Regions from separate parts of the Homo sapiens genome. Here region 2 is linked to region 1. Evidence: chromatin loops called from intact Hi-C (ENCODE). Cell type or tissue: Caco-2. All regions are shown on one strand. Links, peaks and the distances in the headings refer to the core of each region. The heading gives the core; the rest is flanking DNA. Region 1 overlaps CNBD2 (cyclic nucleotide binding domain containing 2). Region 2 has its middle 35 kb from the start of NORAD.

Evidence for each region. Hi-C counts contacts between places; a loop is a spot of excess contacts. Peaks named below come from ENCODE experiments on the same cell type or tissue, not always from the same donor. Only the 100,000 strongest peaks of a DNase experiment are listed, where the experiment ranks them.
Region 2: a loop joins it to region 1, with 5 times the contacts of the local background. A loop is called at or near these places in 5 of 110 quality-filtered maps.

The regions. Positions count from the first base shown.
Region 1 is chr20:35,989,163-36,004,210 of GRCh38, reverse strand. CNBD2 (cyclic nucleotide binding domain containing 2) reads right to left here. Exons shown (of 12, transcript NM_001365709.1): 8 at 9,059-9,173. Among named protein-coding and RNA genes, the nearest start is that of CNBD2, 28 kb to the right of the region's middle. In Caco-2, for the core only: a CTCF peak has its summit at 9,035 (motif pointing left); a DNase peak (open chromatin) is centred at 9,030.
Region 2 is chr20:36,078,659-36,093,706 of GRCh38, reverse strand. It overlaps a transcript of EPB41L1 not described here. Among named protein-coding and RNA genes, the nearest start is that of NORAD, 35 kb to the right of the region's middle. RefSeq lists silencers at 1-125, 846-995 and enhancers at 1-424, 1,379-2,331. In Caco-2, for the core only: no CTCF peak of the experiment used is centred there; DNase peaks (open chromatin) are centred at 6,676, 7,756 and 8,336.

The DNA.
Region 1 (15,048 bases), core at 8,011-10,510:
CCCACCTCCTACTAGTCACACACTTGTGTAATACCCTCCCATTAAGTGTGGGTTGGGCTCACGTCTAACAGGATACAGCAGAAGTGATGAGATTTTATTTCTGACATTAGGTTATAAAAAAACTGTGGCTTCCATCTTGGGCATGTTCTCTGTTGCTCTCTCTCATTCTTGGGGAAACATGTCATGAAACTGCCCTGTAGAGACACCCATGAGGCCAGACACTTGGCCAATAGCCACGTGAGTTAGCCTGGAAGCAGGTCCCTCCCAGATGAGCCTTCAGATGAGACCACAACCCTGGCTGACAATGGCAACCTCAAGAGATTTTTTTTTTTTTTTCAGATGGAGTCCAGCTATGTTTTCCAAGCTGGTCTTGAATTCCTGGACTCAAATGATCCTCCTGCCTCAGCCTCCCAAGTAGCTGGTTCATAAGAGGTCTTGAGTCAGAAGCACCAAACTAAGCTGTGCCCAAATTTCTGACTCACAGAAATTGGGAGAAGTAAATGTCTGTTATTTTAAGTTGCTAAGTTTTGGGGCAATTTGTTACATAGTATACTACCCAAGGCTGGGGAAAGAATCACCCCAAATGATTAGAGGGATAAATCATCAGAGCTCAAACAGGACCAGAAATAGTCCTTTTCCCAATAACTAGAATAGAAAACCTCTCAAGTCATGGGGCATTCTGAAATACACAAAATGGTTTTACTTCACGAATGGGAAACTAGCTCTAGATTAAACACTGTTCTGACCCCACATAACAAATTTAAAAGCAAGCCTTGAAAAGATCAAAATACTTCCAAGTAACTACATCTTAACGTTCAGAAATATTTACAGGAATAAAAAATATGCAGTACTCAAAATTCACATTTTCTAGCATCCTATTAAAAAATCATGAAGGATACAAAGAAGTAGGAAAATATAAACTATATGAAAAGGAAACAATGGATTGAAACTGACTCAGAAATGACACATATGATGGAATTAGTACATAAGGGCATTGGAAGAGCTATTATAATTATATTCCAAGGAAAAAATATTGTGTATATTAAGTAGAGTTGTGGAAATTATAAAAAGACCCAAATCAAACTTTGAGATATAAAAACTAAAATGTCTAAAATGAAAAGTACACTAGGTGGGATTAACAGCAGATTAGACAATGCAGAAGGAGGATTAGAAAACTTGAAGACATAGCAATAGAAACTATCCAAAATGTCACAGAGGAAAAAAAAAAGAATAAAAAAAATGAACAGAACATCAGTGAGCTGTGAAACACAGCAATCCAATATACATGTTGCAATCCAATAATATATTGGATTGTAAGCAATCCAATATACATGTAATTGGAGTTCTCAAAGTGGAGGAGAGGGAGAGACAAATAATTTTTTTGAAAAAATCATGGTCAAAATATTCCAAATCAGATTTTAAAAATACAAACCCAGGAATCCCAGAAACTAAATGAACCTCAAGCACAGAAACATGACAAAAATTATACCAAGGCACAACATAATCAAATTGCTTAAAACTATTGATAAAAAAATTCAAAATCAGCCAAAGCAAAAAGGTACACTGTGTACAGAAAATATACAAGGTTATATAAAGAGTTTATACAAAAATAAAAATGTTGGCCAGGTGCAGTGGCTTATGCCTGTAATCCCAGCACTTTGGGAAGCCAAGGCAGGTGGATCACTTGAGGTCAGGTGTTTGAGACCAGCCTGGCCAACATGGCGAAACCCCATCTCTACTAAAAATACAAAAATTAGGCTCTCCCTCTCCCTCTCCTTCTCCGTCTCCCTCTCCCCACGGTCTCCCTCTCCCTCTCCCTCTTTCCACGGTTTCCCTCTGCTGCCCAGCCGAAGCTGGACTGTACTGCTGCCATCTCGGCTCACTGCAACCTCCCTGCCTGATTCTCCTGCCTCAGCCTGCCAAGTGCCTGCGATTGCAGGCGCGCACCGCCACGCCTGACTGGTTTTCGTATTTTTTTGGTGGAGACGGGGTTTCGCTGTGTTGGCCGGGCTGGTCTCCAGCTCCTAACCGCGAGTGATCCGCCAGCCTTGGCCTCCCGAGGTGCCGGGATTGCAGACGGAGTCCGGCTCACTCAGTGCTCAATGGTGCCCAGGCTGGAGTGCAGTGGCGTGATCTCAGCTCACTACAACCTCCACCACCCAGCCGCCTGCCTTGGCCTCCCAAAGTGCCGAGAGTGCAGCCTCTGCCCGGCCGCCACCCCGTCTGGGAAGTGAGGAGCGTCTCTGCCTGGCCGCCCATCGTCTGGGACGTGAGGAGCCCCTCTGCCTGGCTGCCCAGTCTGGGAAGTGAGGAGCGTCTCTGCCCGGCCGCCATCCCATCTAGGAAGTGAGGAGCGCCTCTTCCCGGCCGCCATCCCATCTACGAAGTGAGGAGCGTCTCTGCCCGGCCGCCCATCGTCTGAGATGTGGGGAGCGCCTCTGCCCCGCCACCCCGTCTGGGATGTGAGGAGCGCCTCTACCCGGCCGCGACCCCGTCTGGGAGGTGAGGAGCGTCTCTGCCCGGCCGCCCCGTCTGAGAAGTGAGGAGACCCTCCGCCTGGCAACCGCCCCATCTGAGAAGTGAGGAGCCCCTCCGCCTGGCAGCCGCCCCGTCTGAGAAGTGAGGAGCCCCTCCGCCCGGCAGCCACCCCGTCTGGGAAGTGAGGAGCGTCTCCGCCCAGCCGGCCGCCCCGTCCGGGAGGGAGGTGGGGGGGTCAGCCCCCCGCCCGGCCAGCCGCCCCGTCTGGGAGGTGAGGGGCGCCTCTGCCCGGCCGCCCCTACTGGGAAGTGAGGAGCCCCTCTGCCCGGCCAGCCGCCCTGTCCGGGAGGGAGGTGGGGGGGTCAGCCCCCCACCCTGCCAGCCGCCCCGCCCAGGAGGTGAGGGGCGCCTCTGCCCGGCCGCCCCTACTGGGAAGTGAGGAGCCCCTCTGCCCGGCCACCACCCCGTCTGGGAGGTGTACCCAACAGCTCATTGAGAACGGGCCATGATGACAATGGCGGTTTTGTGGAATAGAAAGGGGGGAAAGGTGGGGAAAACATTGAGAAATCGGATGGTTGCCGTGTCTGTGTAGAAAGAGGTAGACATGGGAGTCTTTTCATTTTGTTCTGTACTAAGAAAAATTCTTATCCTGTTGATCTGTGACCTTACCCCCAACCCTGTGCTCTCTGAAACATGTGCTGTGTCCACTCAGGGTTAAATGGATTAAGGGCGGTGCAAGATGTGCTTTGTTAAACAGATGCTTGAAGGCAGCATGCTCGTTAAGAGTCATCACCACTCCCTAATCTCAAATACCCAGGGACACAAACACTGCGGAAGGCCGCAGGGTCCTCTGCCTAGGAAAACCAGAGACCTTTGTTCACTTATCTGCTGACCTTCCCTCCACTATTGTCCTATGACCCTGCCAAATCCCCCTCTGCGAGAAACACCCAAGAATGATCAAAAAAAAAAAAAAAAAAAATTTCATACACAAATGAAAAAAAAAAAAATTAGCCAGGCGTGGTGGTGGACGCCTATAATCCCAGCTACTCGTGAGGCTGAGGCACAAGAATACTTGAAACTGGGAGGCGGAAGTTGCAGCTAGCCGAGGTTGTGCCATTGCACTCCAGCCTGGGTGACAAGAGCAAGACTCCATCTCAGAAACCAACAACAACAACAACAAATACAAAAATTAGCCAAGTATGGTAGCATATGCCTGTAGTCCCGGCTATTCAGGAGGCTGAGGCAGGGTAATCGCTTGAACCAGGGAGGTAGAGGTTGCAGTGAGCCGAGATTACACTATTGCACTCCAGCCTGCGTAACAGAGTGAGACTCTGTCTCAAAAATATAAATAAATAAATAAATAAAATGTTAACGGACTTCTTGTTGAAAACAATAAATAAAAATATGAACGGATTTGCTGAAAACAATGCAAGTCAAAAAAGACTTTAATGCAACATCTTTAAAGTAGTGAAAGAAAAAACCTGTCAACTTAGAATTTTATATCCAGCAAAAATTTCTTTCAAAAATGAAGATAAAATAGTTTTCAGACATAGAAAAGCTGAAATAATTCATCACTAACAGAGCTGAAATACAAGAAATGTTAAAGGAAGTACTTCAGGCAGAAGGAAGTGGTTATTAGGTAGAAATCTGGATCTATACAAAGGAACAAAGAACATCAGAAATAGTAACTATGTAGGTTAACATAAGAGTCTTTTCTTATTATTTTTTAAATATACAAAAAAGATACTTGTTTAAGCTGGGTATGGTGGCTGATGCCTGTAATCCCAGCACTTTGGGAGGCTGAGGCAGGTGGATTTCCTGAGGTCAGGAGTTCAAGACCAGCCTGGCCAACATAGTGAAACCCTGTCTCTACTAAAAATACACAAAATTAGCTGGGCATGGTGGCAGGCACCTATAATCCCAGCTACTAGGGAGGCTGAGGCAGAAGAATCACTTGAACCCAGGAGGTGGAGGTTGCAGTGAGCCGAGATCGTGCCATTGCACTCCAGCCTGGGCAACAGGAGCAAAACTCCGTCTCAAAAAAAAAAAAAAAGAAGATACTTGTTTAAAGCAAAAGTAATAACCATGTATGGTAAGGTTTTTAATATACATTAAAGTATAATATATCACAATAGCATAATATCTAGGAGGAGAAAATGGAAATATATCATTGTAAGATTCTGATTCTATACATGAAGTGGTATAATATCACTTAAAGGTAGACTGTGATAAGTTAAAAGTATATACAATGATCATAAAGCAACTGTGAAAATAATACCACAAACAGCTAATAAGCCAACAAAGAAAATAAGATTGAATTATACAAAATACATAATCCAAAAGGCAGGGAAAAACAGAAGAAAAAGGGAATAGATGTGACAAATAGAAAGAAAAATAGCAAGATGGTAGAGTCAAATCCAACCATAATCAATATTAACATTAAATGTCAATGATTAGGCATCTCAATAAAAATTGGGTCTTTCAGCAAGATCCAATTATATGCTGCCTTTAAGAAATTCACTTTTACATATAAAGACACAAATAGGTTAAACACAAAAGGATGGAAAAAGATATACCAAACTAATACTAATCAAGAGGAAGCTACACTAAATCAAAAGAAGTGGCTGAATTTACATCAGAAAAAGTAGGTTTTAGAGCAAAGAATATTACCAGGGACAAATAAGTTCATTTCATAATAATTAAGAGTTCAATCCCAAACATCTATGCATATAATAAAAGAGCTTCAAAATATATGAGGCAAAACAGACAGAAATACAAGGAGAAAAATATATCTATAATTATGGCTGGAGATTTTAACAACTCTATTAAGAATTTTTTTTTTTTTTTTTTTTTTTTTTGAGAGACACAGTCTTGCTCTGTCGCTCGGACTGGAGTGCAGTGGCGTGATCTTGGCTTACTGCAACCTCTGCCTCCCGGGTTCAAGCAATTCTCCTGCCTCAGCTTCCCAAGTAGCTGGGACTACAGGCATGCGCCACCATGCCCAGCTAATTTTTGTATTATTTTGGTAGAGACAGGGTTTCACTATATGTTGGCCAGGCTGGTCTCGAACTCCTGACCTCAGGTGATCTGCCCGCCTTGGCCTCCCAAAGTGCTGGGATTACACGCGTGAACCACCACGCCAGCCTCTATTAACAATTGATAGAGCAAGTAGACAGAAAGTTATAAGGGTACAGATGACTTGACCAATACTATCAACCAACTTCACCTACTTAACATTCATAGAACACTGCACCCCAAAACAGCAAGTTTTTTTCAAATGCAAATGAAACATTTACCAAGACAGACTATATTCTGGACCATAAAACAAGTTTTAATACATTTCAGAGGATTCAAATCATATAAAGTATGTTATCTTAGAATTCAATAACAGAGGCCAGGCGTGGTGGCTCACGCCTATAATCCCAGCACTTTGGGAGGCCGAGGCAGGCAGATCACCAGAGGTCAGGAGTTCAAGCCCAGCCTGGCCAACATGCTGAAACCCCATCTCTACTAAAATACAAAAATTAGCTGGGTTTGGTGGTGCATGCCTGTAATCCCAGCTACTCGGGAGGCTGAGGCAGGAGAATTGCTCGAACCTGGGGGGTGGAGGATGAAGTGAGCTGAGATTGTACCACTGCACTCCAGCCTGGGTGACAGAGCGAGACTCCCTCTCAAAAAAAAAAAAAAAAAAAGAAAAAGAAAAAAGAAATCAGTAACAGAAAGATAGGTGGATAATCCCCCAAATGCTTGGAAACTAAACACTCTTCTAAATATTCCATGGGTCAAAGAAGAAATCAAAAGAGAAATTTAAAGGTATTTTGAACTGAATAACATTGAAAATACAACATATCAAAATTTGTGGGATGCAACTTTTTCTCTGGTGGATTGACAGTGGAAAAGTGACAAACAAGAATTGACATGAGAAGAAACATTTACTGAGTACTTATAAGGCCTCATGCATACATCATCTCACTCTGCCTTCCTAGCAGCCTGTTGTGGTAATGATAACAAACATCTGCCATCTGCCTATGCAGCCAGGTAGTGTTCTAAGAGTTTTTATATATTAATTTGCTTAATGTCATTACAATCCTACGAGGTACGGACCATTATTTACATTTTACAGACTCTGAGGGCACTGGTGCACTTAGACATAGGGCCCACTTGCCCAGTATCACATCACTAATAAGAGAAGGACCCTGTATTCAAACAGAAGCAGTGGACTCCAAGCCTATGCTGCTAACCATGACACTACCCAAGGTAGATATGAAGAAACCAGGCCCAGAGACTTTGAGTACTCACCAAAGCTACCCAGCTAATAAATGGGACTCAAACCCAGCTCTGTTCAGCTCCAACCTCTCCTTTTTCCGCCCTTCTCCTCGCCACCCTGTGTTGGCCTCAGTTCTAATCTCAGGAGGACTGCTATATCTATAAGGCAATCCTTGGGGAGGAGGCCCCAGGATACACAGATTACAATCTCAAGGGAAGTGGGGGGAAGCATGCCAGTACTGAGCAGGAGGTAAGAGATAAGACATCTGAGCCACTGCAAATATCTGTTGAGGGCTGGGGTCCTTGACCCAAGTGGGTGACACAAAAAGATCTGCAGAGGATGGAAGGGGAAAAAAATAAATAAAAATGCCATTACAGAGCTGTGAATGGAAACAATACTACCCTAGAATCAGCAAGCCTGGTTATCACCCTGGCCAGTTCTAGAGGCTGCTACTTGACAACGTCTATGTCCAACAACAGGAAATGGAGAATGAAGAAGGCTGGAGATATTTATGAAGAGAAGAAAGTCTGGGCTTTGGAACCAGTTGTGCCTGGGTTAGAATCCCAACTCTACAGTCCTACATTGCTACTTATTTGCCCTATGAGCCAGTTTCCTCATGTGTCAGATGGTACAATCGTACCTTCTTAAAGAGTTATTAGGCCAGGTGCGGTGGCTCATGCCTGTAATCCCAACACTCTGGGAGGCCGAGGCAGTCGGATCACTTAAGGTCAGGAGTTCGAGACCAGCCTGGCCAACACAGTGAAATCCCATCTGTACTAAAAAAACAAAAATTGGCCGGGCATGGTGGCATGTGCCCGTAATCCCAGCTGCTCGGGATGCTGAGGCAGGAGAATTGCCTGAACCTGGGAGGCAGAGGTTGCAGTGAGCTGAGACTGCACCACTGCACTCCAGCCTGGGCAACAGAGTGAGACTCTGTCTCCAAAAAAAAAAAAAAAACAAAAAGAGAGCTATTATGAGAATTATGCAATATGTATAAACAGTCAAGCCCAATATAATAAACATACAATTAGAATTCAATAAATGATCACTGTTATTCATACTTGTTACTGAGTTGGGATAAGGCTGTGGAGAGTGCGCATACATTCACAGCCTAGGATGTGTCCAAACCACACACAGCAGCCAAAATATGTTTATCCATTAACTCTGTAATTCACTTCTGAGCACCTGCTAGATGCCAGGCATAATACGAAGCCCTGGGAATGCAAAGCCTTCATAGAGCTTATATTCTAGCAAGGGAAACAGATGTTTAATAAGCATTTCAGACTCAGTTGTATGATTTCAGTGGGGTTATATAACACAGAAGAGTACTTGAATGGTACTTGAAGGGTACTAGAATGGCATATAGCAGAGGATGGAAGATCTGGTCCAGCATGAGAAACCAGGAAGACTTCTTCAAGGAAGAATGTGTAGTCTAAGATCTCAAAGACAGAAGTGCTCCCTCTCCATGTGATGCCCTTTGCTGCCCCGGGACTCTGAAGAGTCCCCACCAGCAAGAAGTCCTTCACCAGATGCAGCCCCTCGACCTCAGATTCCCTAGCCTCCAGAACTATAAGAAATAAATTTCTTTTCTTTATAAGTTACCCAGTCTCAGATATTCAGTTATAGAAATAGAAAACTGACTAAGATACCATATGACCCAGAAATTCCACTCCTAGGCATATAGGTAATACCCAAGAGAACTGAAAAATATGTTCACACAAAAACTTGCATACAAATGTTCATAGCAACATTATTCAAAACAGCCAAAAAGTGAAAACAATCCAAATGTTCACCAACTGATAAGTGGACAAAAAAAATGTGGTATATGCATACATTAGAATATTATTCAGCCATAAAACAGAATGAAGAAATGATATCTGCTACAACATAAATAGACCTTGAAAACATGGTGCTCAGTGAAGGAAGTCAGATGCAAAAAGCCAAATAATGTATGATGCTATTTATATGAAAAGTCCATCACAGGCAAATCCAGAGACAGAATGAACAAATAAATAAATAAATTTTAAAAAGCAGAAGAGAGCTGGGTGAAAAAAAGGGTGGGGGATATGTGAGGCAAGGAGTTGATGGTCACGTGGGAGAACCTAAACAGCAAAAGGGAAAAGGCTCAATAAAAAAAAAAGGCTGGAAAGGAGGGCAGGGCCTTGCAGACTGGGTTTCCACCGCTGGTAGAAGGGTGCAGATGATATACGCTGTCAGGCTGGCTGACTAGATTTCTAAGGCTCTATGTGCTGGGAACTGGAAACAGGACAGGCCCAGGCGCCCCCTGCTGTCAGACAGGCCAAGGCAGCTTACCACTCAGGTGGGTCTTCAGAGGTCTGCCATCTATCAGCTCCAGGTGCTGCCAGATCCATCTACGGTAGGAAGGGGAGGCCCCAAGGTCCAACAGCCGCAGGACTTCACAGCTGCCCTGAACACAGCAAGGGACATAGGAAAAGGGTTAACCCCTAAGGCTCCAGGTAGGCCAGGCTTTGAAGAAAATCTCTCTTAATTGCATCTTATCCCATTTTGTTTTATTTGCTTAATGCAAGTGGTTTCAGGTTCTTTTTTCTTTTTTTTGAGATGGAGTCTCACTTTGTCACCCACGCTGGAGAGCAATGGGGCAATCTCGGCTCACTGCAACCTCTGCCTCCTGAGTTCAAGCGATTCTCCTGCCTCAGCCTCCTGAGTAGCTGGGATTATAGACATGTGCCACCATGCCCGGCTAATTTTTGTATTTTTAGTAGAGACGGGGTTTCACCATGTTGGCCAGGCTGGTCTCGAACTCCTGACCTCAAGCAATCTGCCTGCCTCGACCTCCCAAAGTGCTGGGATTACAGGTGTGAGCCACCACGCCCAGCCTGGTGCTTTTTTTTTTTCTTTTTTTTTTTTTAAATGAAAATGTTATTTACTCACCATACGAAGTTCAAGTAACTGAAGAAGCATAAGAACTAAATATAAGCCAGGCACGGTGGCTCACGGACTGTAATCCCAGCACTTTGGGAGGCTGATGTGGGAAGATCACTTGAGCCCAGGAGTTCAAGACCAGCCTGGCCAACATGGCAACACAAAATTATTTTGTCTCTACTAAAAATACAAAAATTAAGCCGGCCTTGTGGCTCACGCCTGTAATCCTAGCACTTTGGGAGGCTGAGGCAGGCAGATCACCTGAGGTCGGGAGTTCGAGACCAGCCTGACCAATATGGATAAACCCCGTCCCTACTAAAAATACAAAATTAGCCGGGTGTGGTGGCACATGCCTGTAATCCCAGCTATTCGGGAGGCTGAGGCAGGAGAATCGCTTGAACCCAGGAGGCAGAGGTTGCAGTGAGCCAAGATCGCATCATTGCACTGCAGCCTGGGCAACAAGAGCAAAACTCTGGCTCAAACAAAACAAAACAAACAAACAAAAAAAAACAAAATTAGCCGGGCATGGTGGCGCATGCCTGTAATCCCAGCTACTCAGGAGGCTGAGGCAGGAGAATCGAATCACTTGAACCCAGGAGGCGGAGGTTGCCATGAGCCAAGATCATGCCATTGCACTCCAGCCTGGGCAAGAAGAGTGAAATTCTGTCTCCAAAAAAAAAAAAAAAAAAAAAAAGATTAGCTGAATTAGCTGGGCATGGTGGTGCATGCCTGTAGTTCCAGCTACAGGAGTTCTTTGTACTGTTCTTATAATTTTTTTATAAATTTAAAATTATTCCAAAATTGAAAGTTTAAAAATATTCAAACCAGACATAAAAACATAGAGATAAAAACTACATTAATCCTGACACTCAGAAATAACTAGTAGTAACATATTAGTGAATATTATTTCAAACTTTTCTCTATGAACATATAAGATGTATATCTACAATTTTTCATCAACGAATTCATTTACATAAAACAGACTCTTGTAACTTTTTAAGAAACTCAATAATATATCAAATACCTCTTTTCATGCCAAACAATATGGTTCTATAGTATCATGTTTAATGGTCACATATTATTCTATGCACACCATAATTTATAAAATTAAAAATAACAAATATTCAGTTGAGCAAAAGAAGTCAGAAACAAGGAATACACACTGTATGATTCCATTTATATGAAGTTCAAAAACATGCAAAAGTAACCTGTGGTGACATAAGTCTTAAGAGTATTAAGCTTTGTGGGGGGATTTTGTCTAGGAAGGAGCACAGGAGAGCCTTCTGGAGTAGTGGAAATGTTTTTTATCTTGATTTGGGTAATGATCACTCAGGTGTATACATATATAAAAATTTATGAAGCTGTAAAGTTTAGATTTGAAATCTTTACTGCATACTTTTTTTTTTCTTTTTTTTGAGCTATAGGGGAACTGCAGGTGCCAGAGAAACAACATGAGCCCGGTTTCCTCAAGTATTTAGTAGGTCTTTAATTGCATCTATGGAGAGAACAGTTCCACTATGTGTCCCCCAGTGATAAACTGTTAGAAATGAGTTGAAAGTGTGCATTAAGTTTTCGATGCCATCAGGAAATCTTCTCTAGCTTTCTGAGGTCCCAGGGGTGTCCAGCCACCCGCAGCTGATTTTGCCCTCTAGTGGTAATATGAGTAAACTACAGGAGTCGGGACAGCTTGATCTCCCTCCCAGAGATGAACACTCAAAAAACGCTGGCCAGGCAGGAAAAAAAAAGAGAGAAAAGAGCAGTCCTTTAGAGGGGGCTGGTGCTTTTCATTTCCAACCAGGGTCGGGGGGTGGGGGAGGGGGTGCTGTACCAAAATATGGCTTGTTGTTGCCTGATCCTCTGAATTCTCAAAAGCCAGAAATCAGAATTTTTATATAAAATCTTCACATTGATGATTAAATCAGATTTTAATAAAACACTGTAAGGAACAAACCAGATTCATCTTCTGGCCAAGAGCTCCCTACCTTGCTGTCCTTTAGTGACTTCCGCATTATTTTTCTCAGAATGAAGGCTCAGCACCCCTGCATTAGAATCCCCTACAGCACTTGCTCAAATGCAGATTCCAGAGTTAATGAATCAATCTCTGGGGTGAGACAGCAAATCTGCCTTTTTAAAAAGCACCCTATGTGTTTGTATGCTTACCAAAGTTTGAGAATTCCTCCCTCAGGAAGCACCCTACATGTCTGGATGCTTACCAAAATTTGAAAATTCCTCCCTTAGGTCAGGGGTTCTCCTACATCAGTGTGCATTGGAATCGCCTGGAAGCCTTGTTAAAACACAGATCACTGAGCCCTTCCTCCTAGAGTTTTGGATTGAGTAGCTCTTGGGTGGGCCTGAGAATTTGCATTTTGAAATGAGTTCCCCGCCAGGCGCGGTGGTTCATGCCTGTAATCCCAGCACTTTGGGAGGCCGAGGAGGGTGGAACACCTGAGGTCAGGAGTTTGAGACCAGCCTGGCCAACATGGTGAAATCCCATCTCTACTAAAAATACAAAAATTAGCCAGGCCTGGTGGCGGGCACCTGTAATCCCAGCTACTCAGGAGGCTGAGGCAGGAGAATCACTTGAACCCAGGAGGTGGAGGTTGCAGTGAGCCAAGATCGTGCCATTGCACTCCAGCCTGGGCGACAGGAATGAAACTCCATCTCAAAAAAAAAAAATAAAAGAAGAAGAAATGAGTTCCCAAGTGCTGCTGGTGCTGCTGGTCCAGCCACCGCACTTTGAGAAGCACTGGATTGCGGGAGGAATGCTCACTGAGTAAGCATGTACTAAACTGATTCTCATCCTTACCAGACTTTATGGGGTGATTGGTACCATTTCACAGGTGAAGCAATGGAGGCAAAACAGATGAAGAACCACCCCCCGCTTTCTGCCAGTCAGAATGTAATCATTATGCTGATTAAAGAAAATATTGTAAAGGATTTCTATCCCTCACCACACATCCCCCCATCTTTTCTGGCTATATAGTATCAAAGAGCTTAGAGTTAAATTTGGAGAGATATGGCAGAGGTGATCACCTCAAAATTTTAGCACAGAGGAAGCAAATATCAAGGAGGAGAAGGAACTGCCAATTGATATCTGGCAATAAATCTTTTGCTACTTATATTAACTAGACTTGATTCTGTTCTCTGGGACTGAGCCGAGAATAACAACACACACACCACGCCCCTGGTGGTGCTGGTAAGTTTAACAACCAGCTCTCCTAAAAAACATATGCCTGCATATAAACCTGTTATACAGAATGTGTTACACACAATTTATAAATAATAAAATATACCATACAGGAAATTCCATACAGCCAATCAGCTCTCACAGAATTCTTTTGTGGGTTTTGGCTGAATCTTGTATCCATGGCCAGTTTATAGTTGCAACTCAAACATGATTGGACAAATGAAGTTGCATCCCAATCCATTCTCTTCCCAATAAATTCAATGTTATTAAATCTGACTTGTGATATACTGTTCTATTTCTCACCCTCACATAAATTATATTAAACTGAAATGTTTTTTAGCTTTAGCACTATGTACATCAGAACTTCATTTGTTCAATGGTATAACTTCTATGATGAATGAGATAATAGCTTTTTTTTTAAATTAATTTTTTTTGAGACTCTGTCACCCAGGCTGGAGAGCAGTGGCATGATCTCAGCTCACTGCAACCTTCACCTCCCAGGTTTAAGTGATTCTCCTGCCTCAGCCTCCTGAGTAGCTGGGACTATAGGTGCACACCACCACGCCTGGCTAGTTTTTGTATTTTTAGTAGAGATGGGGTTTTACCATGTTGGCCAGGCTGGTCTCAAACCCCTGGCCTCAAGTGATCCACCCGCCTCGGCCTCCCAAAGTGTTGAGATTACAGGCGTGAGCCACTGTACCCAGCCAGATAATAGCTTTTATTTGTTTTTATTTATTTTATTTTTTTGAGATGGAGTCTCATTCTGTTGCCCAGGCTGGAGTGCAGTGGTGAGATATTGGCTCACTGCAACCTCCACCTCCTAGGTTCAAGCAATTCTCCTGCCTCAGCCTCCAAGTAGCTGGGATTAGGCATGCGCCACCATGTCCAGCTAATTTTTATATTTTTAGTAGACATGAGGTTTCACCATGTTGGCCAGGCTAGTCTCGAACTCCTGACCTCAAGTGATCCATCCATCTCAGCCTTCCAAAGTGCTAGGATTACAGGTGTGAGCCACGGCGCCCGGAGCAATAATAGCTTTTAAATATTGTTAGACGATTTCATTCTCTTTGCAGTGTAGCAGCTATAGACCCAAGCCACTTTTAAATTTAATCTGCATTATAAGCATTTTCTTTTATCACTTTCCTAAGACAATCAGCAAAGCCCTAAACCAAGACCTGACTTAGGGTGTTTGCTGATTCCATTGTATAAATTATCCAACCATGGCTAATTGTAAGCTACCAACATGAGGTCACTGAATGTGGAGTGGGGAAGAGATGCTCACAATTGCATAGTATTTCTACCATAGAGACACAATAGACGTAACCTGAAGAGAAAAACTAGTAAAAATGCAGTAACATCAGTAGGAAATGATGAGTTTTCAGTATGTATTACCCTTGTTTTCTTTCTTTCCTTCTCTCTCTTGCTTGCTCCTTCCTTCCTTTCTTCTTTCCTTCCTTTCTTCCCCCTCCCCTCCCCTCCCCTCTTCTCTCTCTCTCTCTCTCTCTCTCCCTCTCTCATCTGTCTTTCTTTCTTAGAGATAGGGTCTTGCTATGTTGCCCAGGCTGCTTTCAAACTCCTGGGCTCAAATGATCTTCCTGCATGAGTCTCCTGAGTCGTTAAGACTATGGGCATCAGCCACCATGCCCAGCTCCTAATTTTCCATATAACTTATTTAATTGTAGGTTTATAGCATCTAATTTGTAATAATTACTATGTTTACCAAAATTCCTGAAAATTTAACAATCAGCTCTCATAGGCAGGTACAAGCCAGTGCCAGCACACAACCAATCTTGCTTCCTCCTTTTGCCTAATGGTTCAATATGTCAGGGCTCATCTCCCACCTCACCTCCTCCAGGAAGCCCTTCTTAAAGCCTCCAGCCTTTAGAGAGTTCCCTCTCCTGAAATCTTGTAACTTGCAGAGTTTGCACCAATCACTTGGTACTTGGCATTGACACTTTTCTTTGTCTATGTGTGGAATCTGGTGGAGGAGATCTATAAAGAGAGAAAACCAGTCTTTTTCATCTTTGTATCCCTCCAGAGCCTGGACCAATGTGTCATGACCTTGGCAAAAACTCAACAAATGCCTGTGGTGGCTTAATCTGTAAGAACCAGACAGAAAGGTCAGCCCAAATCCTAAATCCAAGTTCTTGAAAATATCTTTGCAGTCAGAGAGACTTGGGTTGAACCCTGCCTCTGCACTTCATCAGCTGTG
Region 2 (15,048 bases), core at 6,197-8,696, 91 kb before region 1:
ATACACACACACACACACGCACGCACGCACGCACACGGGCTTCAAGCAGGACACGCCCTCCTCTCCAGCTCAGGTCAGAACGCGGGCTCTGCTGTCAGCCCAGTTCCCCCGACCCCCGGGGTGTGGCCGCCCACCTGCCAGCAGGGAGTCTCTGCCCGACGGGGAAGGGACACCCCCGCCGCCGCCACCCACCGCCCAGGCCAGGTGCCCAGCTCCCAGCGGCGGCGGCGCCTGGACCGCCGCCCCCACCGCTTCCTCCCGGCAGTGCGAAGACAAAGCCGCGCACACGCACACGGGGGCTACGCGGGAGCACACCCGCACTCACACGCGCACACACGGGAGTTACACTGGCGCGCACACAGCGACGCGCGCGCACACACACACCCACACCCGCCACAGGCTGCAGCCACAAGCGAAGCCACTGGCACACGCCCTCACCCAGAGGTGTACACACTGCTACACATTCGGACACACCCTCTCACAGATACATTCACCGACAGACACACGCAGACACACGCACCCTCACCCAGATACGCACGCACCACTCGCGAAGACACGCAAGGCACACACCCTCACACACGCACACACAGATGCACACCCGGCGCACACACGCACGCGCGCGCACACCGAGCAGCCGCTCGCACGGATCCACGGGCACACGCGCGCTCACACCTAACACACACCCAGAGACTGGAGCCCCGACACACAAACCCGCGACAGTCCCCACACACACGAACCGAAGCCCGCGGCTCCTGGAGCCGGCCCGCCGGCCTGTCAGTGCCCAAAGATCGGGAATCGAGCCCGCCGCCCTCGGCGGCCACCCCACACGCACACGCGGGACCCGACGCGGCGGGGTCCCCGGGACGCGGAGGGGGACGGCGGGTGCGGCTAACCTGGCGGCGGCGGCGCGGCTTCCGGGAGCTGTCTGGCTCGCGGTCCTGGTGTCCGGCGGCTGCCCCGGCGGGCTCCGAGGCGCGCTAGAGCTGCGCAGAAATGCCCCGCTCTCTCGCGCGCTCGCTCCTGCTCTCCCTCCCACGGCGCTCAGCCCCCTCCTCGCCCGCCCCCCACACCCCCTCTCGCCGCTCCGCCCCGCCCCGGCCGGCTCCCCCGGAGGAGGCGGCGGCGATCCCGGCCCCCCAAGCAGCAGCGGGCGGGCGAACGAGCAAGCAGCGGCGGCGAGCAGCCAACACCAGGGGAGCGCCGGAGCCGCCGGAGCCGCCGGAGCTGGGGCCGCGCGCCGGTCCCGGGGAGGGGAGCAGAGGAAGGGGCTGAGCCCCGCGAACCCTCCCGGCGCTGGGGACCCGCCGCCGGCTTCCCCACGTGGGCCCGGCGTCAACCTGAGCTGCGGCGGGCTCAGAGGCCGGGCGAAGAAGAGGAGCAGACCCCACCCGGGGCCCCCACGTCCTCCCGGGTTCCCGCCAGCGCCGACCTCGATTTTCCCTAGCTTAGACTTCTCGGCTCTGTGCCCGGTGCCCCGGGGTAACCCCGCGGCCCCGCGCCCAGCTCGCCGACCTCGTCTACCTCCAGCCAGGACCTGGCCCACGCCCACCCTTTTCCACGCCGCGCTCCCATTGTTCCCGCGGCCAGGGCTCGCGGAGGATAGCCCAGTGCGTTCCAGCCCCTCGCAGGTGGCAACCTCTGGACTCTCTGGGGACTCTCCAAGGGCTGAGTCCCTGGCTCTGGGATCCCGACGCCCACCCTCCACAAGCCCAAACACCCCCAAAGTAATGGGCTTTTCTAAATTAGGGTTATAACCACCACGGCCCGTATAGGCGCTCCTTTAGGTCCTTCTTGGAGTACACACTGAGGCTAGGAGAGAGGAGGAACTAACCCGTGTTCAGCGAGCCCAAGATAGCATCTGAAAGAAGATGGGGCAGGGATGAAGTGTCTGCCTTCTATAGATAAAGAAAGGAATTCCTGCCCTAGGGCTCCTGGGGCAGGGCCAGGCCCTCCAGAAGTGCCCGGAATAATGAGCCTGAGCCTCCTTTGTTAGATGCTAAAGGAAGAAACAGGGAAGATGCAAATGTCATTCACTTGCCAGGGTTTTACTGGAAGTCAAGACATGCAAAGGCCTGCTAAGTAGCTTTCACCTACTTGTCTCACTTAAGTGGCAGCTGGGATTATCCCCATTTTGCAGATCAGGAGCCTATCCTAGGTCTCCCCTCCAGGCAGCACAGAGCCAAGATGAAGCCCAACAATTCTGGTTCTTCACTGTGGTCCATGCCTCAGGTATAGGATACTAAGAGCAGGTGCAAAGTGAGCAGCTGAGAACATAAGAAAGCAGGAAGGAGAGGCAGGGCTTGGGCCTCCAAGGACTTACACAAACTAAGGGAGGGCAAAACTAAGGAACTGAGGCCCCAAAGCAGGACTGAACATGGCTTGTCCAGGAAGGAAGATTATGATTAACAATAAGAACTGATAATAACTCACCGGTTAGGAACACTTACTATATTTATTGTTCTAAGATCTTTATTTGCATTAATTCGTTTAATTCTCACAATAACATTAGAGGTTATTCTTATTCCCACATTATGCATGCTGAAACAGAAACACAAAGACATCACATAGCTTCTAAAGTGGCAGAGCTAGGATCCAAACTTGGGAAGCTGACTCCCAAGCTTCCGTTTTTTTTTTTTTTCTTTTTGAGAGAGACTTTCACTCTGTCACCCAGGCTGTAGTGCAGTGGTACGATCTTGGCTCACTGCAACCTCCACCTCCTGGGTTCAAGTGATTCTCCTGCCTCAGCCTCCTGAGTAGCTGGGATTACAGGTGTATGCCACCACATCCAGCTAATTTTTGTATTTTTAGTACAGACAGGGTTTCACCATGTTGGCCAGGCTGGTCTCAAACTCTTGGACTCAAGTGATCCGCCTGCCTCGGCCTCCCAAAGCACTGGGATTACAGGTGTGTGCCACCGTGCCCAGCCCCAAGCTTCCACTTTTAACAACCACAAAACAGACAGAAGAGGCAGCCTTGAATGGGAAGCAAAGACATTTGAACTACTAGAGCACCCAACTCAGCAGGACTCTTTTTTTTTTTTAATTGATGTCTTCTGACTTCCTTGTAGGTACCTGGTACCCAGCACAGCACCTAGGATATAGGCCTAATTTGTTAAATGACTGCACAACTGCCGCATGGGACTGGAGAGCAGGGTGTCACATAGAGGGCTCGATTGCAAGCCTCTCTGTTCTGCTGGGTATTTTTATCAGTTGGTTTTAGATGAAGCAGAGGAAGGTATGAAACGTTGATCAAATCTACTGTTGTCATGAGGTTGGGAGGGAAAATGAAGACTCCGGAAACCAGAATCAGTTTCTTAAAGCTCTCAGCAGTTTTGGAGGCTGAGCTGGAACTCTCAAGATGACGTGCCTCAGATTGTAAGTATAAACTCCTGCTCTTAGGTCCAAACCAGAGCAGTCCCACAGAACTTTCCATGATGATGGAAATGTCCTGAATCTTTGCTGTCTGATACAGTGGCTACTAGCCCTCTGTGGCTATTGAGCACTTGAAGCGTGGCTAGTCCAACTGAGGAAATGCAAAATAATAATTGTATTTAATTTTAAGTACTTTAAATTTGAATGGCCACAATGGCTGCCATATTGGACAGTGCCCTTCCAAATGAGCAAGTGCCCCAAATACAGTGTAGAAAGAATCTCAATCAACAGTAATTACAGTGAAAGTGACTTAAAGGTTTTAGTTGACCTCAAGCTCAACAATGCAACGTGCTGCCAAAAAGAAAGAAAGGAAGGGAGAAAAGGAGTAAAGAAGAGAGAGAGGGAGGGAGGGAGGGAGGAGGGAACAAAGAGAAGGAGGAAGGAGAAAGCGAAGAAAGGAAGGAGGAGAAAGTGAATATGAATATTCTATCAACGGAAACCAGAGTTGAGGCCAGGCGCAGTGTCTCATGCCTGTAATCCAAGCACTTTGGGAGGCCGAGGCAGGCGGGCAGATCACCTGAGGTCAGGAGTTTGAGATCAGCATGGCCAACATGGTGAAACCCTGTCTCTACTAAAAATACAAAATTGACCGGGCACAGTGGCTCACACCTGTAATCCCAGCACTTTGGGAGGCCGAGGCAGGCGGATCACGAGGTCAGGACTTCGAGACCAATCTGGCCAATATGGTGAATCCCTGTCTCTACTAAAGATACAAAAAAAAAAAAAAAAAAAATAGCCAGTTGTGGTGGCACGTGCCTTTAATCCCAGCTACTCAGGAGGCTGAGGCAGGAGAACTGGTTGAACCCAGGAGGTGGAGGTTGCAGTGAGCCGAGATCGTGCCATTGCATTCCAGCCTGGGCAACAGGGTGAGACTCTGTCTCAAAAAAAAAAAATACAAAATTAGCCAGGCGTGGTGGCGCACTCCTGTAATCCCAGCTACTCGGGCGGCTGAGGCAGGAGAATCCCTTGAATCCAGGAGGCGGAGGTTGCAGTGAGCCAAAATCACACCACGGCACTCCAGCATGGACAACAAGAGTGAGACCCCGTCTCAAAAAAAAAAAAAAAAAAGTTGGGCCAGCTCTGCCCTAGATGGATCACAGCTGGACCACCAAGCTCATTTGTGAGCCCCATATTCTTAGGGGGACTGGAGCATGTCTACAGGAGACCGGAACGTAGAGGACCTGGACGCCATGCTGTATGATGAATGATTTAAATAGCTTGGAGAAGGGAAAGCACAGAGTAGACATGGTGACTATCTCCACACCTCTGAAGGACTATCATACAGAAAGAGGATTTGCTTTGTTTCCTTTCGTTTAGGTCTAATCAACAAAACAAAAAATTCTGCATTAGCAAACTCCTAGGCCACCCTCTCTGAGGGAAGGATCCATATCAAATTTATATGCTGTTCTCCTCAGCACCTAGTCCATCCAGGACCTGGTTCCTATGAAACAATGACTACAGATTTGCTGCCAGAATGGATACGAAAGAATTCCATTGGCCAGGTGCTGTGGCTCACGCCTGTAATCCCAACACTTTGGAAGGTCGAGCAGGTGGATCACCTGAGGTCAGGAGTTCGAGACCAGCCTCGCCAACATGGTGAAACCCCGTCTCTACTAAAATACAAAATTAGCTGGGCGTGGTGGCACATGCCTGTAATCCCAACTATTTGGGAGGCTGAATGTCTTGAATCTGGGAGGTGGAGGTTGCAGTGAGCCAAGATCACACCACTGCGCTCCAGCCTAGGCAGCAAGAGTGAAACTCTGTCTAAAAAAAAAAAAAAACAAAAAGGGGCCAAGTGTGATGGCTCACACCTGTAATCCCAGCACTTTGGGAGGCCGAGGCAGGCAGATCACCTGAGGCCAGGAGTTTGAGACCAACCTGGCCAGCATGGTGAAACCCTGTCTCTACTAACAACACAAAAAAATTAGCCAGGCTTGGTGGCTCATGCCTGTAAGTCCCAGCTACTCGGGAGGCTGAGACATGAGAATTGCTGAACCTGGGAGGCGGAGGTTGCAGTGAGCTGAGATTGTACCACTGCACTCTAGCCTGGGCAACACAGTGAGACTCGGTCTCAAAAAAAAAAAAAAAAAAAAGAGAATTCCATCACATCACCTCCAGTGGGGGGATATCCAGGAAGACAATTTCAGCTCACTATAAAGAACTCCCTAACAGTTGGAGCTACCCAAGAATGGAATGGACCACCTTGGGAGTGATGAACTCCTTGTCAATATATGTATTCAAGGAAAGATTAAGTCTTCATTGGGAAATTGAACTAGGATCCTGGTGACCTCTCAAGTTGAAAAAATGGGCAAGTTCTATTAGGAAGGGAAAGACAAGATCAAAGCTGTGCTTCCAGACAATTATGTGACTGTATGTGTAGAAGAAATGGGTGGGGAGGGATCAGAGGCAGGCAGGACCAGTAGGAAACCACTGCAGTGGTCCAGGAGATAAAAGAATAGACTGGGGCTGGGCACGGTGATTCATGCCTGTAATCCCAGCACTTTGGGAGGCCGAGGAGGGTGGATCACAAGGTCAGGAGTTCAAGACCAGCCTGGCAAACATGGTGAAACCCTGTCTCTACTAAAAATACAAAAAAATTAGCCAGGCATGGTGGTGGGTGCCTGTAATCCCAGCCACTTGGGAGGCTGAGGCAGAGAATTGCTTGAACCCGGGAGGCGGAGGTTGCAGTGAGCCGAGATCACACCACTGCACTCCAGCCTGGGCGACAGAGCGAAACTCGTCTCAAAACAAAACAAAACAAAACAAAAAACAAAAAAAAAGAATAGACTGGGAGGCCATGGGAATGGAAAGCCAATGCAAGTGTGACTTGAAAGAGGCACTGGCACTAGGCTGGTAGTCAGGAGCTGCAGGTTCTAGTCCTGCCCCTGCCATTAACTTATTGTGTAGTCTCAGGTAAATCCCAGCCCTTGAGTAGATCCCTTCCTTTATTCAAATTTCAGAGATCCCATCTGTAAAATGCAGAATGATCTGCAATATCCTTCCTAACTCTGGATTCTGTGAATGGGAGAGAGATAATGAAGGATAACTGGGATGATGTATTAGAAAGCCTTCATACACTTCAAAGTAATAATATCATTAGTACAAGTACCATTGTTATTATTATTTCAAAGGCAGCCTCACCAGAACGTGGTGACTGGACTGGTAGGAGGGGACAGGACAGAGTCAAGTGGCCTGCATCTGTGGGTGGACAAGACACCAGGATCTCTGATCTTTTGGGAAGGTCAGCTAACCACTGTATCCCTCCCCCAAGATCTGTGAAGACAAACAGTATTCTGTGCCCTGTCACCTCATTAACTGCTTCCTCATTCCTTTGAGCCACACCTTATACTTGGCTAAAAGAAGCAACCAATTCTAAGAAAAGTTAGCCTCTGTACTCCCTCCTTTCAATGTTCAAAAATGGGTCCTCGTCTGGGACTTTCCCTATATAATAATAAGTTTCATCATCTCATATAGGAATAGCCAACATTATTGAGTACTTAGTATATGTTAGGAAATTTATTTACATAATTTTCTCACCCTGGGAGGTAGCTGTAATGGCTTATGAAGATCTATAACTTTCTCAGTCACATAGCTTATGAGAAGGATTCCAGTACAAGTCTGTGCGATTTCAAGGCTGCATTCTTAAAGATTTTTTTTTTTTTTTTTTTTTGAAATGGAGTCTTGCTCCATCACCCTGGCTGGAGTGCAGTAGCACTATCTTTGCCCACTGCAACCTCCATCTCCCGGGTTCAAGCGATTCTCATGTCTCAGCCTCCCAAGTAGCTGGGATTACAGGTGCCTGCCACCATGCCTGGCTAATTTTTGTATTTTTAGTAGAGATGGGGTTTCACCATGTTGGCCAGGCTGGTCTCGAACTCTTAACCTCAGGTGATCTGCCTGCCTCAGCCTCCCAAAGTGCTGAGATTACAGCCGTGAGCCACCCTGCCCGGCACCCTAAAGATTTTTACTATGTCTTTTTGTAGCAACTTAGGGAGGAGGGCAAGATCAGTGTTGTTGCCACTTTATAGCTGGGGAAACTGAAGCTCAGAGAAGGTAAATTCTGTCATTTGGACAAATTAGTAAAGTCTTCTATGGTGCAGTTTGGTGCTGTTTCTACTTCTCAGAGCTTCCTCCTCTGCACCTTCCAGGACCTCCCCAGTCCTCCTAGGAGTGATGAGTAGAGACTTGCCCAGACTACTTAAGGGAAGGACTTACACTTGTCCTTCTCCTGGGGAAGGGAAAGGTTCCTGAAAGGTGAAAGTTAATTTCCACCTCCCCTCCCCACCCACCAACTCACACACCCTAAACCAGGACCTTGTGGTGACCCGCGCTGAAGGCTTACAGAGTGAGTCATGCGGGGCTGACCTGTCAGAGTCACCCAAGCACAAGATACTAAGCTTAGTTTAGAGGGGTGGAAAAGTAGGCAAAGTGCTCTCATCCTCAGGAGCACAGTCCACTTGCAGCTTGTGCCCCTCACTCCTTTCATCCCAAAATACTGCAAACATTTGGGAACACTGTACAAGGGCCTTAGAGCAGAGGGAACACATGACAAATAAGAGTGAGTCCAAGGAGTTGAGATTGGAGTGGAGCCTTAAAGAGTGAATTCAGCACACAAATTAGGTAGAAGGGCCCTCCAGGCTGCAGGAATGCCCTAAAGCTTAAATATATTTGGATTCCATCTAACAGGCAGTAGGGAGCCATGGAGTTCACTATGGCTTTGGAGACTGTCTGAGTTTGAATCTGCCTCTGTCCCTTCCCAGTGGTTTGATCTTGGGAAAGTTACTCAACCCCTGTGGTTGACGTATTATTTTTCTCCATTATTTGCCCTTCCCTTGGCCAGTAAGAGAATTATCCATCCTAGCCAGTTGCCATGTGACTTGTGTACCTTCCAGAGGAAGGAGTGCACTTCCCCAGCCCATTGTCAAGCTTAACCACATGACTTCCTTTGGCCAATGAAATGTGAGCTAGAGAGATACATGCCAGTTCGAAGCAGAAACTTGGAGTGCCATTGCATGTTTGAGTCTGAAATCTTACTTTTTTATCTCTGCCACTGGAAATGTTGTGTCTTGGATAGGGCCTGCACCTTCAGCCTGGACCCTGGAATGAAAAGACACAGAGCAAAGCTGCAGTGAATCTACAGCTGTGATGTGTAATGTGATGAAGAAAGCAATTGGCTTTTTGTAAGTCACTGAGAGTTTGGGGTTGTTTGTTATCACGTCATACTTAGCAAATGCTGACTGGCACACCTCTCAACAGTAGGTGATTTTAGTAGCATCTACCTCACGGCACTGCTGTGAGGATTAAATAAGATTATCTCATGAAAAATGTCTAACCATTTCATCAGAGATTTATATTATAAAATGACCACTCTGCCCACACATAAATGGACACTGGATAAACAACAGAAATAGAATTTGCAAAAGAGTAGCAAAAGATGATGCTATATAGTGGGCTGAATAGTGTACCCCGCAAAATTCATGTCCCCTCAGAACCTCAGAATATTAACTTATTTGGAAATGGGGTCTTTCCAGATGTAATTAGCTCAAGATTTTAAGAATAACTCATCCTGGATTTAGGGTGGGCCCTAAATCCAATGACTGGTGTCGTTATAAGAAGAGGAGAAGACACAGGGAAACAGAATATAAAACGATGTGAAGATGGAGAGAAAGATTAGTGATGTGTCCACAAGCCAAGGATTGCTGGCAACCGCCAGAGGCTAAGAGAGAGGCATGGGAGGTTTTCTCCCTCAGAATCTTCAGAAGGAACCAGTGCTGCTGACACCTTAATTTCAGACTTCTGGCCTTCTGAACTGTGAGAAAATAAATTTCTGTTGTTTTAAGCCACCCAGCTTGTGGTAATTTGTTATGACAGCTCTGGGAAACTAATACAGATGGATTGTTTTAAAATAACACTGAACAACTTGTTAATCATTTGGAAAAAAAATAAAATGGCTTCCTACCTTGTAGCATACATTAAAATAACCCCCGGTTAGATTAAAGACCTGAATTTGAAAAGCAAAACTTTATGATCTTTAGAAACTAAAGAAAATCATCTTCAGGACCTCAGGGTAGGGAAATAGTTCCTTAACAAGACGCAGTCACAAATTGTATTACTCTGAGTTCTCCAGAAAAACAGAAGTGTTACTGGAAAGGGGTCTGGATCCAGACCCTAAGAGAGGGTTCTTGGATGTTGCACAAGAAAGAATTCAGGGCAAGTCCATAGGGTAAAGTGAAAGCAAGTTGTGTTTTTGTTTGTTTGTTTTTGGAGTTGGGGGGATGGGGGGAATGGAGACTCTGTCGCCCAGGCTGGAGTGCAGTGGCGCGATCTCAGCTCACTGCAACCTCTGCCTCCCAGGCTCAAGCAATTCTCCTGCCTCAGCCTCCCAAGTAGCTGGGATTACAGGCACCCACCACCATGCCTGGCTAATTTTTGAATTTTTAGTAGAGACGGGGTTTCACCATGTTGGCCAGGCTGGTCTTGAACTCCTGACCTCAGGTCACCCGCCTCGGCCTCCCAAAGTGTTGGGATTACAGGCATAAACCACCATGCCCAGTGAAAGCAAGTTTATTAAGAAAGTAGAGGAATAAAATAATAGCTACTCCTTAGACAGAGCAACCCCCAGGGCTGCTTGTTGCCCATTTTTATGGTTATTTCTTGATTATATGCTAAACAATGGGTGGTTTACTCATGCCTCCCCTTTTAGACCATATAGGGTAACTTCCTGACATTGCCATGACATTTGTAAACTGTCATGGTGCTGGTGGGAGTGTAGCAGTGAGGACGACCAGAGGTCACTCTTGTCGCTATCTTGGTTTTCCTGGGTTTTAGCCGGCTTCTTTACTGCAACCTGTTTTATCAGCAAGGTCTTTATGACCTGTATCTTGTGCCCTCCTATCTCATCCTGTAACTTAGAATGCCTAACCAGCTAGGAATGCAGCCCAGCAGGTCTTAGCCTTATTTTACCTAGCACCTACTCAAGATGGAGTTGCTCTGGTTCAAACGCCTCTGACAGAACCAATAGAATAGAGAGAGAGTATTATAAAAAATTAGGTCATGTGGTTATAGAAGCTAAGCCCTAAGATTTGTAGTCAGCAAGCTGGAGACACAGGAGAGCCAATGGTTTAGTTCTAGTCTGAGTCCAAAGGCCTGAGAACCAAGAGAGCCAATGGTCCAGATAAAAGTCCAAAGACAGGCCGGGTGCAGTGGTTCATGCCTATAATCCTAGCACTTTGAGAGGCCAAGGCAGGCAGATCACTTGAGGTCAGGAGTTCGAGACCAGCCTGGCCAACATAGTGAAATCCCATCTCTACTAAAAATACAAAAAAATTAGCTGGGTGTGGTGGCAGGAGTCTATAATCCCAGCAACTCGGGAGGCTGAGGCAAGAGAATTGCTTTAACCCAGGAGGCGGAGGTTGCAGTGAGCCGGTATCCCACCACTGCACTCCAACGTGTGTGACAGCGAGAACCTGTCTCAAAAAAAAGTCCAAAGGCAGGAGACGACAAAAGTACCAGCATGAGCACAGTGAGACAGGGAGAAAGAATTCTCTTACTCCACCTTTTTGTTCTGTTCAGGCCTTCAATGGATTGAATGAGGCCCACCCACTTGGGAAGGGCAATCTGCTTTACTCAGTCTACAGATTCAAAAGTTAATCTCATCTACAAACACCCTCACAGACACACCCAGAATAATGTTTAACCAAATATCTGGGCATGCCATGACCCAGTCAAATTGACACATAAAATTAATCATCATACAAATCAAAAATGAAAAAACTTGATATGGTCAGCCAGATTAAATGTAGAAATTCTGTGCATCAAAAGATGTCATAAAGGGAAAAAGACAAACTACTAAATGGGAGAAAATCTCTGCAATGTTTTGGCTGGCAAAGGATGAGAATTCGAAAATATGTAAAGAATTACTAACAAATTTATATTAGGTAAATGGACAAAGGATGTGAACATTAAGCCACTGAAGAAATACAAATGGCCAATAAACATATGAAAACGCTCCACCTGACTAGTAATGGACTTGTGGCAATAGCTAACGAAGTAGAAGATGTGCAGGCCTTTGACTCGGCAATCCTACTCCTGAATATAAAACCCAGGGAAATGAACATGCACAAAAGGAAACCTGTTGGAGATGTTCTCTGAAGCATTGTTTGAAATATTGAAAAATTAGAAACAGTCTAAATGTCCACCAATAGGTAAATATACAAAATAAATTATAGTGTAGTCATATAATGAAATACTACACAGCAGTGAGTGGTAGGAATATGGATAATTCACCGGGCACAGTGGCTCACACCTGTAATCCCAGGACTTTGGGAGGCCAAGGCAGGCAGATCACTTGAGGTCGGGAGTTGGAGACCAGCCTGAACAACATGGTGAAACTCTGTCTCTACAAAAAAATACAAAAATTAGCTGGGTGTGGTGGTGGGCACCTGTAATCGCAGCTGCTCGGGAGGCTGAGGCAGGAGAATCACTTGATCCCTGGAGGCAGAGGTTGCAGTGAGCCGAGATCACACCCTGCACTCTAGCCTGGGCGACAGAGCCAGACTCTGTCTCAAAAAAAAAAAAAAAAGAATATGGATAATTCTCAAAAACATAATGTTGGTAGGAAAAAAGAATATTGCAGAGGATGCAACTTATGTGATGTATATTAAGCTTAAAAACATACAAAGCAATGCTATATATTGTTTAGGGATACTCATACATTTGTTAAAAGTTATAAAGACATGTATTACTGCTATGCTCTGAATGTTTGTGTGTCCCCAAGAGTCATACATTGAAACGTAATCCCAAATGTGACAGTGTTAGAAGATGAGGCCTTTAGGAGATGATTGGGTACCCTCATGAATGGGATTACTGCCCTTATAAAAGAGACCTAAGAGAGCTAGCTGGTCCCTTCCACCATGTGAGGTCACCGTAAAAACGTGAAGTCTGTGAGAAAGTAGGCCCTCACCCCATTGATCTTGGCCTTCCCAACCTCCAGAACTGTGAAAAATAAGTTTCTGTTGCGTATAAGATACTCAGTCTAAAGTATTTCGTGATAGCAGCCCAAATAAATGAAGACAATTGCCATGATAAACACCAACTTCACGGTAGTGGCCACTTCTGGGTAGAGAGGGAGGGGAATGGGATGGAAGAACAGTACATAGGAAATTGCAATGGTATTTGTAACAGTTTTTTTCTGGAATTAGGTAGTATGTACATGGGTGCCTACTATCATATACTGTACTTTTTCTTGAGATATAATTAACATATAAAATTAATCATTTTAAAGTGTGCAATTTAGTTGGTTTTTAGTATATCCACAAAGTTGTGAAACCATCACCACTCTCTAATTCCAGAACATTTCATCACCCCCAAAAAGAAATCCCATGCCTATTGAAACTGCCTTTGCAAAATTATGACTGAGACAGTGAAAGAGATCTAACTTAATCGACTCTACATGCTTCTAACCTCCAAGCTGTCCTTGTTCATTCCTAGGCATAGACTGAACTAACTTTGGGAGAAACTTAGTTTATAGTTTTTATAGGTTTTTTTTGTTTTTGTTTTGATACGGAGTCTCACTCTGTCACCCAGGCTGGGGTTCAATGGCATGACCTCGGCTCACTGCAACCTCCACCTCCTGGGTTCAAGCGATTCTTCTGCCTCAGCCTCCTGAATAGCTGGGATTACAGGTGCCCACCACCACACCCGGTTAATTTTTGTATTTTTGGTAGAGGCAGCATTTCACCATGTTGGCCAGGCTGGTCTCAAACTCCTGACCTCAAGTGATCCACCTGCCTCAGCCTCCCAAAGTGCTGGGATTACAGGCATGAGCCACCGTGCCTGGACGTAGTTTATAGTTTAAAACAAAGACGATAACAGCCCTTTCCAAAAGCAGACCTCTTTCTTGCCTGGAGACTAGATTGCCTTCGTAGGACTAATATTAGCCATAAGATTAGAAATTAAGGTTTAGGAGTCATGCAGCTGGAGGCTACAAGATTCTGACCCTCTCTAAACTGCTCCTAAGATCAATGCTTGAGATATTTTGCAGACCTGCACTTGATGGATCAGCTGGCACCACCCAGATTGATAAACTGGCTCATCTGATCTCGTGACCCCCATCCAGGAAGTGACTCAGCTCAAGAAGACAGCTTCGACTCCCTGTGATTTCATCCCTGACCATTCAGCACTCCTGGCTCACTGGCTTCCCCCAACCCACCAAGTCGTCCTTAAAAATTCTGCTCCCCGAATGCTTGGGGAGACTGATTTGAGTAATTATAAAACTCTGGTATCCCGCACAGCCGGCTCTGCATGAATTACTCTTTCTCTATTGCAATTTCTCTGTCTTGATAAATCGGCTCTGTCTTGGCAGTGGGCAAGGTGAGCACACTGGGCAGTCACACTATTAACCGTTATTCCCCATTCCCAACTTCCTACTATCCCTTGGCAACCACTAATCTACTTTCTGTCTTGATTTATTCATATAAATGGATCATACAATATATGTTATTTTGTGATTGGTTTCCCTCATTTAGCGTAAGATTTTCAAGGTTCATCCATGTTGTAGTGTGAATCAGTGTTATTCCTTTTTATGGCTGAATAATAGTCCACTGTATGGATATACCACATTTTGTTTAGCTATTCGTCAGTGGATGGACATCTGGGTTGTTTCTACCTGCTGGCTATAAGAAATAATAACACGATAAACATTGTGTACAAGTTTTTGTGTGAACGTACATTTTCTTTCTTTTTTTTTTGAGACGAAGTCTCATTCAGTCACCCAGGCTGGAGTGCAGTGGTGCAATCTCGGCTCACATCTCAGCTCACTGCAAGCTCTGCCTCCCGAGTTCAAGTGATTCTTCTGCCTCAGCCTCCCGAGTAGCTGGGAGGCATGCACCAACACTCCTGGCTAATTTTTTTGTATTTTTAGTAGAGATGGGGTTTCACCATGTTGGCCAGGCTGGTCTCAAACTCCTGACCTCAGGTGATCCACCCACCTCGGTCTCTCAAAATGCTGGGAATACAGGCGTGAGCCACCACAGCCAGTGCCCCCCACCTCCCTTTTTTTTTTTTTTTTTTTTTTTTTTTTGAGACGGAGTTTTGCTCTTGTTGCCCAGGCTGGAGTGCAATGGCGAGATCTCAGCTCACCGCAACCTCTGCCTCCCAGGTTTAAGTGATTCTCCTGCCTCAGCCTCCCGAGTAGCTGGGATTACATGCATGTGCCACCATGCCCAGCTAATTTTATATTTTTAGTAGAGATGGGGTTTCTCCATGTTGGTCAGGCTGGTCTCAAACTCCTGACCTCAGGTGATCCGACCACTTCGGCCTCTCAAAGTGCTAGGATTACAGGCATGAGCTACCATGCCCAGCCTCCATTTTTGTTTTGTTTTGTTTTTTGTGTTTTTGTTTGTTTGTTTTGAGACAGTGTCTCACTCTGTCGCCCAGGCTAAAGTGCAGTGGCGTGATCTCTGCTCACTGCAACCTCCATCTCCCTGGTTCAAATGATTCTCCTGCCTCAGCCTCCCGAGTAGCTGGGCTTACAGGTGCCTGACACCACGCCCAGCTAATTTTTGTATTTTTAGTACAGACGGGGTTTCATCTTGTTGGCCAGGCTGGTCTCGAACTC